Linked DNA regions of Mus musculus: region 2 is linked to region 1. The links are chromatin loops, found by intact Hi-C in ENCODE. Cell type or tissue: left cerebral cortex. All regions are shown on one strand.

Region 1 (8,000 bases):
GGAGCCTGAGCCAGTATCCCATGGTGACCTGACCCTGAAGCCCCAGCACCTCACTGCAGACCCCCACCCTGAAAAATCTTAGCGCGCCCCCTCCCTGACCATCACCCTTCTACATCCCTCTTTCCTCGTAACCTCTCCAGCACCGGCTACAGTAAACTGAGGGTCGAGGGGGCACCTCACCCTCAGGCTGCTGCCCCCATGGCAAAGCTTCGGGAAGACCAACCGAAAAATTCAAGCAAGAACAACACCCCCTTTCCTCCTGAAAGGGCCCCAGACTCGCGCGAAAGGGCCCCGACTCCTGAGAAGCCCCTCCCGCCCTTGCCTCATCTTTCCGACTTCCCTGCTTGCCACGTCTCCTTTCCTTCCTAGCAAGGTCGGTCCTGGCTCGGTAACCCCTCACCCGCATCTCTTTTTCCTCTTTCTGTCCTTCACCTAACGCCCCCCACCCCAGTTCCCAATTCGCCCTCTTTCAGAAGCCAAGTGTGGAACCCTCATCCATTTCCAGCTGACAGCAGAGTCTGGTCTGTGAGTCCTTGACACCCACACACCCTCTTCCACCACCGCGGGGAACATCAGAGCTCTCCGGTGGAGAGGGAAAGGGGCGGGCAGCCCAACAGGCGCGGCTGGACACACTCCTTCGCGTCCCCAAGCTAGTGTAGAACCAGTGCAGACACTTACCTAGCTTCCCCATAGTCGCCTTATGCTGTGGCTCCGTCTCTCACACCCACAGACGTGCTTTTCCAAGCCTGAGCACGCTCTCGGGGTCAGCTGGGTGGGTGGGCACAGCAGGCTGAGGTCATATGAAGGGGTGGGAAGTCCCTGGGAGGTGCGGGAAGGGGCTGTGTCCTGGACACCTTGTAGCGCCAGAGCCAGCCCAGGACTTCACTTCAAGGAGCTGTAATGTGCACACAGTAGGTTCTTGAGAAATACCGAGTCCACCCCTGAACAAAGCCTCATTTCCAATTCAGGCGGGGGAGGGGCGCTTTGGGAGGTAAAGGAGCAGGAGCAAAAAAGGGTAGTGTCAAGTCACCCGAGCCTGGGAGCAGCCGGGGAGGGGCTGGGCCCTGGAACGCCTAGGGCAGAGAAGCGCCCAGAGTGCTGAGGAAGCCTGGTTAGTAAGCAGGAAAAATCGAGCCTCGGAGAGTGGCTTAGGGGCTCCTCCTGCGCTCTATACAGTTCCCCACCTTTCCTAGACCGTGCTACTGACGTGCACTGACCCGGGCAGCTTTTAAGGTAACTAGGGCTGCCAGCCTCTGTGGCTGGGCAATAGCCTGAGAGAGAGAGAGAGAGAGAGAGAGAGAGAGAGAGAGAGAGAGAGAGAGAGAGAGAGAGAGAGAGAGAGAGAAGAGGAGAGGAGAGAGGAGAGAGAGAGAGAGAGAATTCATTTACCTCCAGAACTGCCCCCGGGGTCTCCCAAGCTGCCTACCTAGTCTACAGGACACGGTTTACCAAGGCCGTACTAAAATCGTGGTGCGCCAACTTCTCAAAGGGCCAAAGTCTCTTAGTACCTCTGTCCTCCTACTTCCCATCCTTAGGGAAGGCAAAATCCCAAACCTCGGAAAGTAGGGCACTGAAGGACTTCTCCCTTCACTGAGCCTCCCAAGGCAAAGGTGCTCTGCAGTGCTCCCCAACACTTACAGGCCAACTGTACTTTCCATCTCACAAAATTAGCCCCTCTCCTCAGCCAAGTCCATTATCGTGTCTCATGGTAGACCCCGGTCCTCAGATTGGAAGTAGAGGGTATTTCTGGCCACTTAAGTGAGCAAGGTAGGACAGCAGACTCTGATGATAGGGGTGGGGTGGTTTGAGAATGTGAGGATCAAGAAAAAATTTAACTGGTCACAGGGAAAGAAACTCAAGCGGCAGCCCACGTTTAACCTGGAAACTGACAGAGCCAGAGCAAGACTGCTGGAGTGGGCTTCTCCCTGGCACCTTCAGGTAAACCCCTGTGGTCCGGGTACCAGGAGAAGTTGATTTATTTGAGACCCAGGTGGAAGGGAAGAGGGACTGATGGTGGAGGACCCAGGAGCTTAAGTAGCCCAGCCTGCTCAATAGCCAAAGAAACTCTGTCCTCAGAGCTCTCCCTGTGGGTGGCTGGCTCATTTGCCCCAGGAGGCTCTGGCTCAGTGGGCTTATGGCTGGGGGTGGGGTCTGGAGGGAGGAGCGCAGGCTTTCTAAAGGCACTTGATGTTCCTCCTTTAGCAGCCCATTGATCTCCTGGGTCCCCCCTCTCTCTCTCTTGTTTTTGAACGCTGGTCCACCAGCCAGCCAAGAGGAGGCCAGGGTTTTAGACAGGCTGCGTGTACCCCAAAGGGAGTTTTTGGCCTCCTGTCCTCTTTCACTCTATTTTCAGGACCCCTGCATCTGGAACAATCCTCCTTCCAATCCAGAGCCTTTCCTGTTGTAGAACTATTTAATATCAATCCGGGGTTTCTACCCTGCCTTTGACCATTACGGTCCCAGATAAAACTCACACACACACACACACACACACACACACACACACACACACACACACACACACGAACTCACACACACACACTCATACACTCACACACACAACCTTTATCTTTATAATAAGCCTTAATCAGCACATCTGGGAAAGGCTCCTGCTCCCATGGTTTCTTCCTTAGTGCATGCAGCTCCCATCCCACTCCACCAGAACAGCTGTGCCACTGCCTGGGGGCTGTCACCTTTCCTCTCTCTCGCCAAAAAGGGTTTGTCATTTGATCTAGAAATGGATGGTCTGGAAATGGATGGATTCATCAGGTCTCCACGACTGTCCCCCTCTGCAGAGGCTTGCTATCTCTACCCATGCACCTCCAGAACCACGAGTTAGCTCCCTCAGAGCAGGAGAGCCGAGAAAAGGAGAAATCCAGGGCCCAAGAGAACATGCTGCTCACCCTTCCCCCACCACGTACAACCAGACTGACAGCAGGGACAGACTGGCAGCTCTGTCATCCCCAGTTCAGCCGAGAGGCACCCCACCCCACCCCCCTCGCTGCCGCAGCAGTCCCAGCAGACCGCCTGCCTTGAGATCCAGCCACTGGCACGGGTCGAGGCACCCAAGCCCGCAGCACAGTTTCTGTGAAGTTGGCACCGACCACTCTCACCTGCCTCGATGTCATGCCCAGGTGTCTCCTTTCTGGATGTGGGCAGGCAGCCCTCCCCTGCCTCACCTCAGACCGTCCAGATTCCAGGTCCCAGAACACTGAGCAGTCTGGCCCCTAAGCCCCACTGGAAGAGATGAAGGAATGGCTCTCTTTTGGAGGGACTCCTTGCCATAGATTAAATTCATCGCCAATACTTGCCCCCTCCCCCATCAAAGGAAGCCCCCCAGGGGTGAGGAAATAAAGTTAGACTTTTATAGTCCTTTTGCTGGGACCCGCTCACTCTTAAAGGGATCAGAACACCCACTCCTTAAAGGGACCTCCGGAAATTATTTGCCCCCAGGCAACGCCAAGTGTGTAAATCTGGTTTTTACCTGCTGTGGCCTCTTTCCCTAGGGATGGGAGAGTCAGAAGTGCTCTCTTTGTAACTAAGCCAAAAGGGTTGGGCCCCCTCCTGCTACCAGGGAGCCAGTTGATGAGCACCCATCAAAGAAGAGGATCGTTTCTCATCTCTAAGGGCCGCAGGATGGGTCTGAGGGATCAGGATGATGTAGGGGTCTGTGTGGGACCAGTCTTCATACAAGCCGCCAGCGCTTAGACTTTGGGGATTGCATTCCATGATGCTATGTCCCAAACCCCCATCTGTCCAGCGCTACCCTCCAGATTGCTAGCCAGGGAAGTCTTTGCAGGCTGCCCCTCCCAGCGAAAGCCCTTTCTGTATTCTCCTTCCCTTTGACACAGACTTCGCCTCGTTGGGTCCCCTGTCCTTCCCCTTAAAATGCATTCTCTAACCCACACTCAAGTTGCCTCCCTGCAGTGTCAACAACTGCTGCTTAAACCTATTTCAGGCTCCTTCCTGTCCTAGTCGGCGTCCCTGGGGTCCGCCTGCACCCCCACCCGTCAAAAGGCTGGGGGATGGGCACACCTCGGCTCCCTAGAGCACAGCAAAGCAGCATCTTCTCTCCGCCGCTTACTAGGCACATAGGTTCATTCAGCCCTCAGGGCTAGAGGGGGGGTGGTGGTCATAAATGGCGGAGAGGGGCCCGAGGGTGCTTCAGCCGGAGAGGAATAGTCACAAGTCGCACTCACTAAAGCCACCTCTTCTGTATTCTCCCTTCGCCGGTGGAGGGTCGACACTGCTGGGAGAAGACTGTCCTGACGCTTGGGAACCCGCCAAGGCCGCCCACCCTTGCCACTCTCAGGAGGAGACTCCCCCCATGGGCTGGAGCAGTGAGCCCCCTCCCCCTCCCCCGTAGCTGCAGCAGCCTCCGGCTGAGGTCAGGCTCCACCTCCTTTCTCCGGATGGAGAGCGCAGAGGGTTGTTTGTTGTTGGGGTGTGTGAGGGAGAAGGTTCGAGATCACCTGGCTGGGTGGGCACGCCTTTGGGAGTCGGAGCTGAGCCGGGTGGGCTGGGTTAGGCTGGAGCCTGCCCTAGAGGGCGAAGTACTAACCTCCCCCCGCCCCCATCCCAAGGTTCGGGCTGGGCTGCCGGGTCTGCGGCAGCTTGGGTTCTGCACCCGTCCACGTCCCCCTCCCCCCTCTGCGCTCCATCCCTTAGGGAGTGATCTGAATGTCCCAAGGCAGAGGCCAGTAGGAGAGTGACTTCCTACTTTCAAGATGCTTCCAGTCCGGCACCCGGATGGGTTGTGGGTAGAGGGAGGAGGAGACTGAAAACTAACTTTCTGAGAACATCGTGTAATGGCTGCTGGGGAGGGGCAGGTGCCAGGGTCTGCTCCCCGGGTGTAGGGCTGGGAAAGGTGCGGGTGTTCTGACAAGAGTCCGCGACGCGAGCTTACTTGGCAGAGGAGTCGGCTTTTTTTTTTTTTTTAAAGGCTGACCTTCGGGAACTGGAAAGATGAGGACACCCTTTAGTATAGGCAGGGAACTGTGAGACCGGCTGAGAGTAGAACCCGAAGCTGGAGAGCCACTGGGGCTACTCAAGTTTTCTAAGACACGCCACGTCCTGCCCCAAAGGCGTTGGGGGCACTCTAGATCATTTAAGGAAAAGAAAATCTTGTCCTGAGATCCAAAATGCAGACTGATCGAACAATAAGATCCCTTCCTGCAGGGGTAGTCGGGTTGCCCCTTGATTTCCTGGTAGTTTAACTTTTGGGTCTCACCTTCTTTCTCAGGTAAAAATTGGATGGAAATGGTTCCTTCTGGGGTACAGTGCCCTCAACGATGCTGCACCTTTACAGCTCCTACTACTGCCCACCTATCTGGGAAAAGTCGAAGAAGGCAAAAGCGACTCGCTTTTATTCTCTCCACCAGGCAGCCAGCCTTGCCAGCCCCCAACCCCTGTTTACTGGAGCAGCTACTGAAGAAGATGCCCACGTAGAGACCACAAGTGCTTCCTCCTACCCCACTCCTTTTGAGACTAGAACTCTCAGGCTATAGAAATCGTAGAGACCAGGATAGTGGCAACTATAAGCCACTGTGGTAGGCAAAGGCTGGTGAATCTCCTTGAAGCCAGTCTGGTTTATATAGTGAGTTCCAGACTAAGCGGGGTCTGTACTGGGGGGGTTGGGGCAGTGGGTCGTATGTAAATGGAGAAAAGTGAATTAGTTTCTTGTTCTTACCACAATCCCACTTGGGATGCAGTTACTGTGGGTGATTCACAGATGAGGAAACCCATGATTAAAGCAGTAAGTGCCTATTCCTAGTTAGAGAAAGGAACTTAACGTGTCTCTTGACCTCATAAGTCAGTGCTCAGCGGCTACCTAGAGTTGTCTCATTTATCCCAGCCCACAGCACTGCTGCCTTCCAACTTGAAGGGCATGTAGGGCCTTGTTTGCGGGATCTCCCCACACACCCCCAGCTGGCTTCATCTGATTCTGGAATTTAGCCATGTGACAGTGTGTCAGGAATCCCCATGCTATATCGATGCATTCTCCATATGGATTTGAACCTGCAAACACCTCTGCACACAGGTCATGCTTACGCATCTGTTCATTTGGTGAGACCAGGTCTCACTAGATAGCCCAGGCCGGCTTCAAGCTTTCTTTATAGTTGAGGCTATCCTCAAATTCACCTTTCTGCCGCCCCAGGCTCAGAACTCTCAGGTTACACGCTGGTGCCGCATTACTTGGCTTCTGTTCAATTTATTCACCGTCCATTCTAGAATTCCTGCCTCTGGAATGGCTATCTCAGAGTCCATCCTGACTTTCTGGAAAGATCTTCTAAAGCTCAGAGTTCCGGGAAGTCTCCACAGCTTGCTTCTGCCTTCTGGGCCTTCTCGTGCTTTATCTGGCCCCACAGATGTGACCATTCACATCCCTCAGCTTTTGCCCCTGGATACAGCCCTTAACCTCTACACCCTTCCTCAAATCCACACAGAGGTAAATTAGTCTCCAGGAACAACCCAGCTAGCAAGTTTGCTGGTTTTCACAGGACTTTCAGAAAAGACTAAAATTAGAAGCCAATGCTGACTTTTTTTGTTTTTGTTTTGAGATTTAAAGTAAGTCCCAATTTCTTTTTAAAAATCAGAATATTTGCTACTGTGGGCTCGCATTCTATCTGCAGTGATGGCTGATGGGAAGTAGTAAGCGCCATCTTTATGGGGTGGGCGTGCTCTAATTTGCCCATAGTTCCTGCTTTCCTACTTGATGTACTTTTGAGATGTCTTAATCTCTGAAGGTTTCAACTTTATGATTCATGGCCATGGGCTAGCTACCTGCGTTGGACCTTCTCAGAGATCCTTTTGCAGCCTTAGTGGCCATCTCTAGAAGTACCTTCATTATTGCCCCGGGAGCAGAGGTTTACTAAGCATACTCTGTCCAGTACCCACACATCAGGCTGCTGATGAAAAGGGAAATTAAACAGAATTTGTAGGCTCCTCCAGGTGGTTGATTGCTCCTAAGAACATGGCATGATGTCCAGGCAACTGTAGGTGTCACGTTGTCATCTGCAGAAGGAACAGTAAATGATTGGCAAGGGGCATCTGCATGGGAGAGAGAGGAGAAGACCATTCCAAGAAATGTGAAAGTCTGTGGTGAGCTAGATCCGGCTGCTTGCAACCTTACCTGCCTGGGTCAGCACTTCACTCTCTGCAGACACCTTGTCTGTTCAGATATCACAGTGAGTGTGTCAAAATGAGACTCCCCCCAGCCCCCGAAGTACCTTCACAGAGGCTATGAAATAAAAAACCAAGGTGCATACCCTGTGGTTCCAACAGACCTGTAGTCCCTGGAGAGAGGGAAGCAATCTGGAACTGGAATGGACATTTTCTTGACAGCCTCCAAAAGCAGTGGCTCTGCAGGAGGCCTGGACGAGCACTCAACGGAGCTTTTTTTCTTTAACCCTCAGCAATCGTGATGGGTAGGTACTCTGCTTACGTTTGCAAATGAACAAGAAAACAGAAATGTAAACAGTCTGAATAGCTGCTAAGATCACATGGGTTTGGGGTGGTTCCAAAACATTTGGTTTTGTTGTCATTGCTGTTTGTTTGGTTTTGATATAAACCAAACATTTAACATAAAGGGTAAGCCGAGGTCTAAGTCCTTTATAGATATAAAACCTTTATTCATGTCTGTATTTCACACAGTGTAGTCATTAAGAATGACTACAGAACTCCTAGTACATGGTCCAGCTCTTTGTCTCCTTAACATTTAAGTGTTTTGAAGAGTGGCTGACCCTAGCCAAGTGCCCCCAAAGCATTAGCAATTGCGAATCTACTTATCCTGTCTTCATCCAGCTATGCCTACAGCCTCCTCTGCTTCCATTGAGTCCAGACCTACATCCTCTGTCTCTACCCTGTCTGGATCCCCAGCTACATGGTACTTGTGCCTGTCTTCTGTCCACCTAAATGCAGCCTGGCCCCTTTTGGCCTCAGTCAGGCCGAGTGGCTTTCTTTGCTGGGTATCCGTGCCTTCTCTCTGGCTTCTTTCCTCC
Region 2 (8,000 bases), 150 kb after region 1:
GTGACCGTGGCTGCCTCACAGAGGCAAAATTCAGGGCTGGGGAAAGGTGAAGAGGAGAGAGCCAGCAGAAAGTCCAGGCTGTGGCTGCTTTCTCTCAAGTCTGCTGCGCCTACGTCAGGGCTCTCATTAAGCATCCACTTGACGCCAGGGAGGTGAAATAACGCAGACCTGGCACCAGAAAGAACAAATGTGGCACCCGCTGCTCCTTTTAAGGCCTGGCTGGAGAAGCAGCAGGCCCCAGGGCAGGAGGTGCCGCAAACACACCAGCACCTTTGAGGCAGAGGGAGGAAGCTCTCACGCCAACCTCCATCTTAACAAGCTCTCCAGGGTGAACTGTCAAAAATAATGGACAGTGCAGGCTTTTTCCTTTTCCTTACAAACTCTGGAGACATAGTGTTCCCTCTCCTCTGCACAGGGCAGCTGGCTCCACTGAAGCAAGAGGGCCGAAAGCCACAGTGATAACCAGCTAGCAACACAGAAAGATTCCCGGAACTACAGAAACCAGAGGGAAAGGCGGGGCCAGCGGCTGTCCAACTTCAGTGTGCATCAGAATCACCAGGAAAGCTGGCTTTTGGGTTTTGTTTTGTTTGAAACAGGGTTCCTCTGCGTAGCTCTGGCCGTGCTGTAACCAGGCTGACTACAAACTTAAGAGATCTGCCTGCTTCTGTCTGGATTAAAGGGGCACAGCTGGAAAGTTGATTTTTAACAGAAGGCCTGCCTCCACTTGCTGAGCCAGCTGCCCAGCTGGTCTGGGATGTGGCCCAGTGTCGCAGCTCTCCCAATTCTCCAGGTAGTGCTGATGCTGCTGGTCTGGGAGTCAGCGTCCTGTTTACTGGCTTTCCCGCCACACTTCTCCCCATACATCATTTCCCCCAAATGGTTACATATTTCCTTGAGAATATATTATCTCATATTTATTCCCAAGGCCTTAAAGCCTTATCACATCGATCTATTACCTCCGCTCACTCTCATGACATGCCACGCAGTCAGCAGGACAGGAGGCCGAGCTTTTACCAATGCCACCGATGAGTTGTCAGGTTTCTTACCTTACGCGCAGGGTCCCTTCTAAGAACATTCTGTCTCCACACCTAGGTCCTAATGCATGGGACGACTACGGCTCAGTGATGGGCTCCTGTAACTTTTTAAAACATATACTTTATTTTGTATGTGTATGTCTGCACACTGTTTATGACTGGTGCCTGTGGAGGCCACAAGAGAGGGGGACTCCTTGGTAGTTAGCCACCATGTGGGTGCTGGGTATTGAACCTGGGTCTTCTGGGAGAGCAGCAAGTGCTCTGAGCCATCTCTACAGCCCTGCTTCTGTAACATGGCACTGCCCAGGAGGCCCCTAAGGGGACAGGTGGACTCTTGGACACAAGAAAGAAAAGCTCATTACCAGCTAGGAGCTCTTAGGGAGAGAAGAGATAGTTAAAAGGAAACCATTTTTGATTAACACAATTGGGTTGGGTTTTTTTTATTGTTGTTTTTTTGTTTTTTGTTTTTGACAAGTTTGTTTTGAGAGTTTTGAAGTCCATTTGGCTCAATAAATACCAAATTAATGGTAACGGTTTGTAGAAAATATTCCTGAGGATATTAAACGGGATCTTGCTGCTAGTATAACTGATGGCTAAAATTAGGAAAATGCGGCTGTTTAGGCAATCACACATGGCAGCCACGGGCACAAAGTGTGTGGTGATTTCCTGGTCTCCTTCTTGTAGCTTAGCCAAGGCTTCAGAACTGTCTAGGACCACAAGAACTGGTTTAGAACAGTAAAGGAGCTTATGACTGACCAGGTGTCTCACGAGTGCGAGGGAGCACTGAGCGCTGGGTTTGTTGTGACTGTGGACATCTTAATAGAGTCAGGGTGTGTGGCAAAGACAGGCTTTGTTTGTTTATTTTTTGATGAGCTATTGGAAGGAACAAAAAAATCGTAACACGGGCTCTTCGCGGCAGAAAACCACAGGCTATGTTTGTGAGGGAAACAGATGTGACCAAAAGACTGTCAACAGTGCAGCTATTTTTGTAGCTCCACATTAGTGCTGGGGCAGACAGGACAATGAATGGGTCGAAAGCCTATGCTGCTCCCACATGGATGCCAGCCATAGACTTCTGGTTCCCAGATAAAACCTGAGGGCCAAACCCAGGCCTGTCAACACGTAAGGAAGAAACCGTTCAGCTGGGTCAGTTTGGCTATCGTTTCAGCTAGCTTATGGGCTGTGTTCCACACAGGTTCTCTGAGTGGGCTGTGACAGGGACACCGTGATGGCAGGTCAGTTACTTCCAGCACGCTGCCCACCCAGGTGAGCAGCGGACTCTGAGGGCCCAGTGCTTTGTGCCAGGCACTGAGTTGGCGCTGGTCATGAGAAATGAGCAAAGCCACGGCACTTCTTTCCTCCCCAGAGGGAGGCCAATTAAACAGTACAGCTGTGGCCCTTTGGTTACTGAATTGCAATTCCAGAAATACCTCCATTTTCTGCAGACAGGAAAGTGAGGGCAGTCATTACCCTTTTAAATAGCTGCAGTGGCCCTAAAGCCACCAACCTTTCAGCCTCCTTAGAGCAGCATGTAGGAACAAGTCCATGTTCTGCCTTCAGCATTTCAAACCAGGATATAAATACTTGACTACAGAACACACCAGTGTAGAATTCCCCAGTGAAAACTGAAAAACAAGGTAGACGCAAGAGCTCCCCGCCCCGTGGTACCATACTATGTAGAACTATACAGCTGTCAGTGGGGAAATACAGCTTTAGAGGAGCACTTCTTGTACCTGATCATCCATGGGGGAGAGGAAGACACAAGCTTAACCAAAGGGCTCCCCGGCCCTATACCTTCAAAACTTCATTCTTTTTTTCCCTTTGAGTTCCGGTTGCTAGAGAATGAATAGTGCTAACTCAGTATAAGCAAACACCTAGGGTCGTCCCAGTGCAGAGCGGTGAGAGGGAGAGATAAACAATCCCCTTTGTACAGACCTTCCAGGCTTAAAAACATGGACAGTTCTGCTCCTTCCCTCCCGACATTTGCAAAGAAAGCTGTTCCGACGCCTGTTCCCGTCCCATCGGGCCCTGTTCTAATCAGCAGGCAGGCTCTCTGTGTACCTACTGCTGTCTTTGGCCAGTGGGGTAAGCTGTGTGCAGCTGTACAAGCCACATGTCCCCATCTGCAGAAAGGAGGGGCTGTATCCAAAAGCCAACAAACTCACTCTCCTGCACTGCTGTACCAAGCTCTCTTACAGAAAGCCTTTGTGTAGGCTGAAGAGGGAAATAAAGGAAGGCGGGACTTTTTCCTTGCCTCCCTGCAGACTACAAGGTGAGGTAAAAGCACAGTGGCTACCCCCTAACTGCTCTGCAGAAGTGCAGGCCACAGGGGGCTCCACCAACACTGGCTTCTCGTTCGGGATTTGTACTGGGCTCCATTGTCTGCTAATGAGCTGAGCTCAATTTCGTACCATGTATTTTACAGCATAACGAATCCCTTATATTTATGCTTTTCACCCACAGATCTTGTTTTGTTTGCTTTAAGGGTAGAAAAAGCCCTTACCTTTGAAGCAACCTACACCTCTCAGCAGCTTGGCTCCAGGGGTGCTAGGCTCTGATCAGGCAGTGCAGCCCAATGGCTTGTCTGTTCCAGTGTCAGTACTTCCTGAGTTAGCAAAAGGCCAACAGTTTAAGGTGAGAGGGTGATGCCAGCAGACAGCTGTGTCTTCACCTCAGACAGCTAAATGTTTGTGACTAAAACTCAATATTCGCACTTACTAGTCCTTAAGGTATCCGCTTGAGGGTCTGTAGAGTAGAACTTTTATTGGCAAAAGCTGACATCATTTTCCGACCAGGGGCCTCCCTGACTAAGACGGATCCTGCCACCCCTCTCTAATCTCTTCAGTGGCAGGCACTGAGAACAGCAAGGCGATTGCCTTTTCTTCCTGAACCTATTCATCACAGCGTCCTTGCACCTGAGACCACCTCTGCTCCTACTTCCCCAAGTCAGTAAGAGAAATGACCAACTTACACAGGCTTAGGCAGAGTTCTTAGAATGTATTTCTGTTCACCTGAAAAATAAAACTTTTAAAAAATATACAGGACTTTTAAAGTACAGGTATATCTTGAATGGCTGAATTATAAATAATGTCTCTGGTCATGTTCACAGCTAGGGCTGGAGAAAATGTCCCGATTCCAGTGAAGGCTTATAGAGTCAGGAGGCCAGCTGGACCACGAGTGGTCTTGCTGAACTCTTTGATCCAAAGTGGATTTAAACAGTCCATAAAGCAGGGTCAGGAGGGGAAGAGGAGTGGACTCCCAGACACTCTCCCACGAGTCCAGAGGGTTCTTGGAATAAGAGATCAATTTACAAATTATTAAAATATAGGACTAAAAATTCACACCATAAATATAAATGACAGGCTATCATTGAAGATACAAAGTGGCATTTTATGTTTCTTCCCCCCAGTCTCTCATCAAAAATTTAAAAAGTCCCCATGGGCCTCCTAATGACTTAAGTCCTCATCAGCTGTGAAGAACTCTCCAAGCCCAGACACCTTGGGTGTTAGCAGCCTGCTGGGAGGCTGCCAGCTTAGTTGCTATTTTCTTGCCCAGGTCAGGACATGGCTTAAATCAAGACTATTGTCCTGTAAACCTGAATCAGAGCTGACTACAAGGTAGGCCAGAAAAGTGGATAGACAGTTTCAGGACTAAGGTATACAAGTTTCCTATTTTGTTTCTCTTTTAAATTGCTTATTTCCCAAAAAGGAAACACTAAGGGGTTTGATCGCTGTCACTACCCACACTCAACTGCCTAACAGCAAGTGGCAGGGGGAAATGGAATCCAAACTGAAGAATAATTCCTGCTGCCCCGAGAGTGTGTGTGCGCGTGTGTGAGACCACCTCTAGAAAATCGTTGGCTGCATTTAAGTGGAAGCTTATAAGGAATGAGAAAGATGAGCTGCCAGTTCAATCTTCCAAGAGCTGGTCTCTTCACTGGCTAGCCAGGCACACTCCTGAACTTGAATTCTACCTTCTGCTCTTTCTCACCCTATAAAGCAACTCAGAACCACATCAAAGCTCTGGTTTTGCAACTGATTTGGTTCTAACGGCAAGCTGCTGTGTTAGGCTCAAAAACTAGGAAATGCAAACACGAGTAAGACAAGATCTAGAAGGGCAAGAAATGAAATAAGACAAGATCTGGAACCGGTAAGATAGTTGAGGAGCCGGAAAAGGAATGAGAGAAAACACTTGCCAATCACTGTACTTAAAAAGGCTTGCTCTTCCTAAAGGAATTCTGTGAGGGAAGGGACTGATCTAAACACAGCAGCTCTACTCTTTCTTGCCATCGCCCCTGGCATGGATCCAGAGACTCAGGCTACAACAGGAAGCCACTTTGGTGGGAGCACTAGGATGAGAACCGGAGGGGGTCAGCACATTCCCCACCCTCCCTAAACAGTCTCTATTGCTAAGGTTTTTCCACGGCCATGGTAGGGGTCTAAGAATGATTATACTCTTGTGCAAGAACGTCAGGAACTTATCTTTCTGAAACAGGAAGGGAACAGGTGAAAGAGTGGGTGATGGAAAAGAAAAAAAAAAAAAAGCTTGTGTTTGTGCCCTTCTGGCTAAGTGCAGTTTGAAGGCCAGCAAATAGCCCTTGCTGGACCCCACCATTCAGTAGCTACCCAGGCTGTGGGGAGATACATAGAGTTCTATGTGATTATAGCGTCTAGTGCATATGTCAACAACTATATACAGGGATCTATAAATTAAACGCATGTCTGGCCACTGCAACTAGGTTGACGTACCTGAGCTCCGCTACTTTTGGTGCTCTCTTCTTTGGGAGAGCCTCGGCTTATTTAAAAAAAAAAAAAAAAAAGAGCCCCTACACAACTCCCTACCTTCCCCTGAGTCTTGGGGAGGGGGCGCCCGAGTCACCCCCTGCGTTTAGGAAACACCAGAGCTAGCAGCGCTGAAGGGCTGGGTGCTAGGCTCTCTCCACCCTCCCCCCCAGTTCCCCTTATGGCTCAGGGCCCTGGCGCAGCACGGTGCTGGGAAGATCAAACCCCGAGTCCCCGGCGAATCGTGGTCCCTTGGCTGAAGATCCGGTTGTGCATTACCGGCTCCCGGGGCAAACTGGCGATCGCTGAGGTGTGTGGGGGCGTACGCTCGCGTAGGGGTCACTCCGGCGGGCTCCGGAGCCGGTCCTGCTGCAAAGTCCTGCTTGGGGGCTTAGGGGACGATGATTCCCGACCGTCCCCAACGCGGAGAGATTCAACGACTCCGGGGCTCTTCGGCCGCTTCCTCTTCGTCCTCGTCCAGCCCCCGCGGCCGTTCGAGCGGCCCAGCCAGGGGGCTGTCTGCAGCGGGCTCCGGGGGCGCCGGCCTCGCCGCCTGCAGCGGGGGTGCGTCGCGTGGCGCCTCGCGGCGGGACGACCCGGTGGTGTTGGGCCCCGCCGCCACCCCCGAAGTCCCAGACGGGCCGGTGGTGTTGGAGCCGCTGGGGGGCGGGCCGACGGCTCCCCCCGAGGTCCCGGCACCCACCGGCTGCCAGATGAGACTGTAGTAGACGGCCAGTACGATGGCGGCCAGCGACACGGAGAGCACGTAGGCGAACACCGTGGCTAGCCGGACCCACTTCTTGTTGGTCTTGGCCGCCATCTTCGCCTTCTTGTCCCCGGTGTAGGTGGCCGGCTTGCCCCGCTCGGCCGGGGCCGCGTCGCGCTCCTTCATGGGGGGGCCCCGGCCTTTGCCCCGGTGCTCCACGGCCCCGGCTGGAGGGGGCCTGGCGGCCTGCGAGGACTGGGCAGGGGGCGTCTCGGCGCCCTGGCTTCCCGGCGGCCCCGCGCTCCGCCGCTGCTCCTCACGCCGCCCGCCCGCAGCCCGCCACCGCGTCGCTGCCGCCGCCGGGGCCTGGGCCCGTCACCGCCGCCAGCGCCGCCGCCGCCGCCGGCCCGCCAGCTGCTTCCCGGCCGCCGCCACAGCCACAGCCGCCCGACTCCGCGTCCCCATCCGCTGCCGCTGCCGCCGCCTGCCCGGCCGCCGGCCGCCTGGTCTCCAGTGGCCGCGCGGACCGCGCGCTCCGGCTCTAGCCCGGCTCCCCCGCGGGGCGCGCCGGTGCAGGGGGCGGGGCCGCGCGCTGCCGGGGGGCTGCCCCTTAAAAGGGCGATGTAGGGGCCCGGAAGTGCCGCGCTGGGAGGCGGCTGCGGCGGGGAATCGTGGGCCCCGTGGGGGACGCCCAGTTAAGAGAGAGTTAAGGGAGGCTGGGCCTTAAAGGGGCGACAGGAGCTTCTTTAAAGGGGGAAAGGCACTTTGCGGGAGGGAGTGCGGAACCGGGAGGTGGCAGGGAGGGGCAGGCTCCGTAGAAAGCTGTCAACTCAGGCGTCTCCTCACATGGCCCAGGCTAGGAGATGGTAGGTGGGAGAACTAACCAGGCCCACCTACACCGGGTCTCCGAAGTGGAGCTAACACTAAGCTTGTGCTCTCGGGTAGCTCTAGAATAGTGAGGGGATAGTGTCCCAGATCCCTTCACCCCAAAGAGCCTGGTTCGGGTCTGGGAACCTGGCGCCCGCACACCGCAGTCAGTCTCGCTTCCTTTTTTCTGTTGGTCTGGACTCCGAGACCACTCGAATCTTGCCTGATTGGGTCCTCTTAGGACCCTTGAGTCAGACTACTGTGAGCCACAGGGACAAGAGCCAAAGGTTGAGTTTGTTTCTTAGGCTGACCTGCCAGCATAATCTCAAATCCCACAACAGGTCTCAGGTCCTACTTTCTGGTCTTCTGACTTTCAGGACTGGTCTCGAATTGTACCCAAGGGGCTGCACTGAACTGGTGGAGGACATCTCCCAGCGTTTTCATTCTTTGATTCTCTTCAACCCCAGGATGTAGAGAACTGTCTTTTCCCATTGAGGCTTGTTCCTTCCAGGCTTCAGCCTTTTTGCTCTTAGGGCCCTTTGGATGCCGGCCACCCCTCTGCACGCAGGGACTCTTAGTACCACCCTTTCTATACTTTCACCCTCTTCCCCT

The links. Peaks named below come from ENCODE experiments on the same cell type or tissue, not always from the same donor. Only the 100,000 strongest peaks of a DNase experiment are listed, where the experiment ranks them.
Region 2: it touches region 1 in a loop (2.6-fold over the local background); 16 of 42 quality-filtered maps call a loop at or near these places.

What each region holds. Positions count from the first base shown.
Region 1 is chr2:118,893,125-118,901,124 of GRCm38, reverse strand. It overlaps Gm32798 (a long non-coding RNA gene), which reads right to left. Exons shown (of 3, transcript XR_374917.3): 2 at 7,287-7,436; 3 at 6,196-7,014. It overlaps Gm32957 (a long non-coding RNA gene), which reads left to right. Exons shown (of 4, transcript XR_003954052.1): 1 at 1-373; 2 at 1,846-1,938; 3 at 4,239-4,387; 4 at 5,243-5,778. It also overlaps a transcript of Bahd1 not described here. Among named protein-coding and RNA genes, the nearest start is that of Gm32957, 4.1 kb to the left of the region's middle. In left cerebral cortex, no CTCF peak of the experiment used is centred here; DNase peaks (open chromatin) are centred at 551, 988, 4,429 and 4,690; H3K4me3 peaks cover 2,078 bases; H3K27ac peaks cover 1,470 bases.
Region 2 is chr2:118,744,822-118,752,821 of GRCm38, reverse strand. It overlaps Inafm2 (InaF motif containing 2), which reads right to left and starts at 7,064. Exons shown (of 1, transcript NM_001301269.1): 1 at 4,012-7,064. The coding sequence starts at 6,707. The coding sequence ends at 6,249. In left cerebral cortex, a CTCF peak has its summit at 3,324; DNase peaks (open chromatin) are centred at 5,221, 6,050, 6,486, 7,185 and 1 more place; H3K4me3 peaks cover 2,830 bases; H3K27ac peaks cover 912 bases.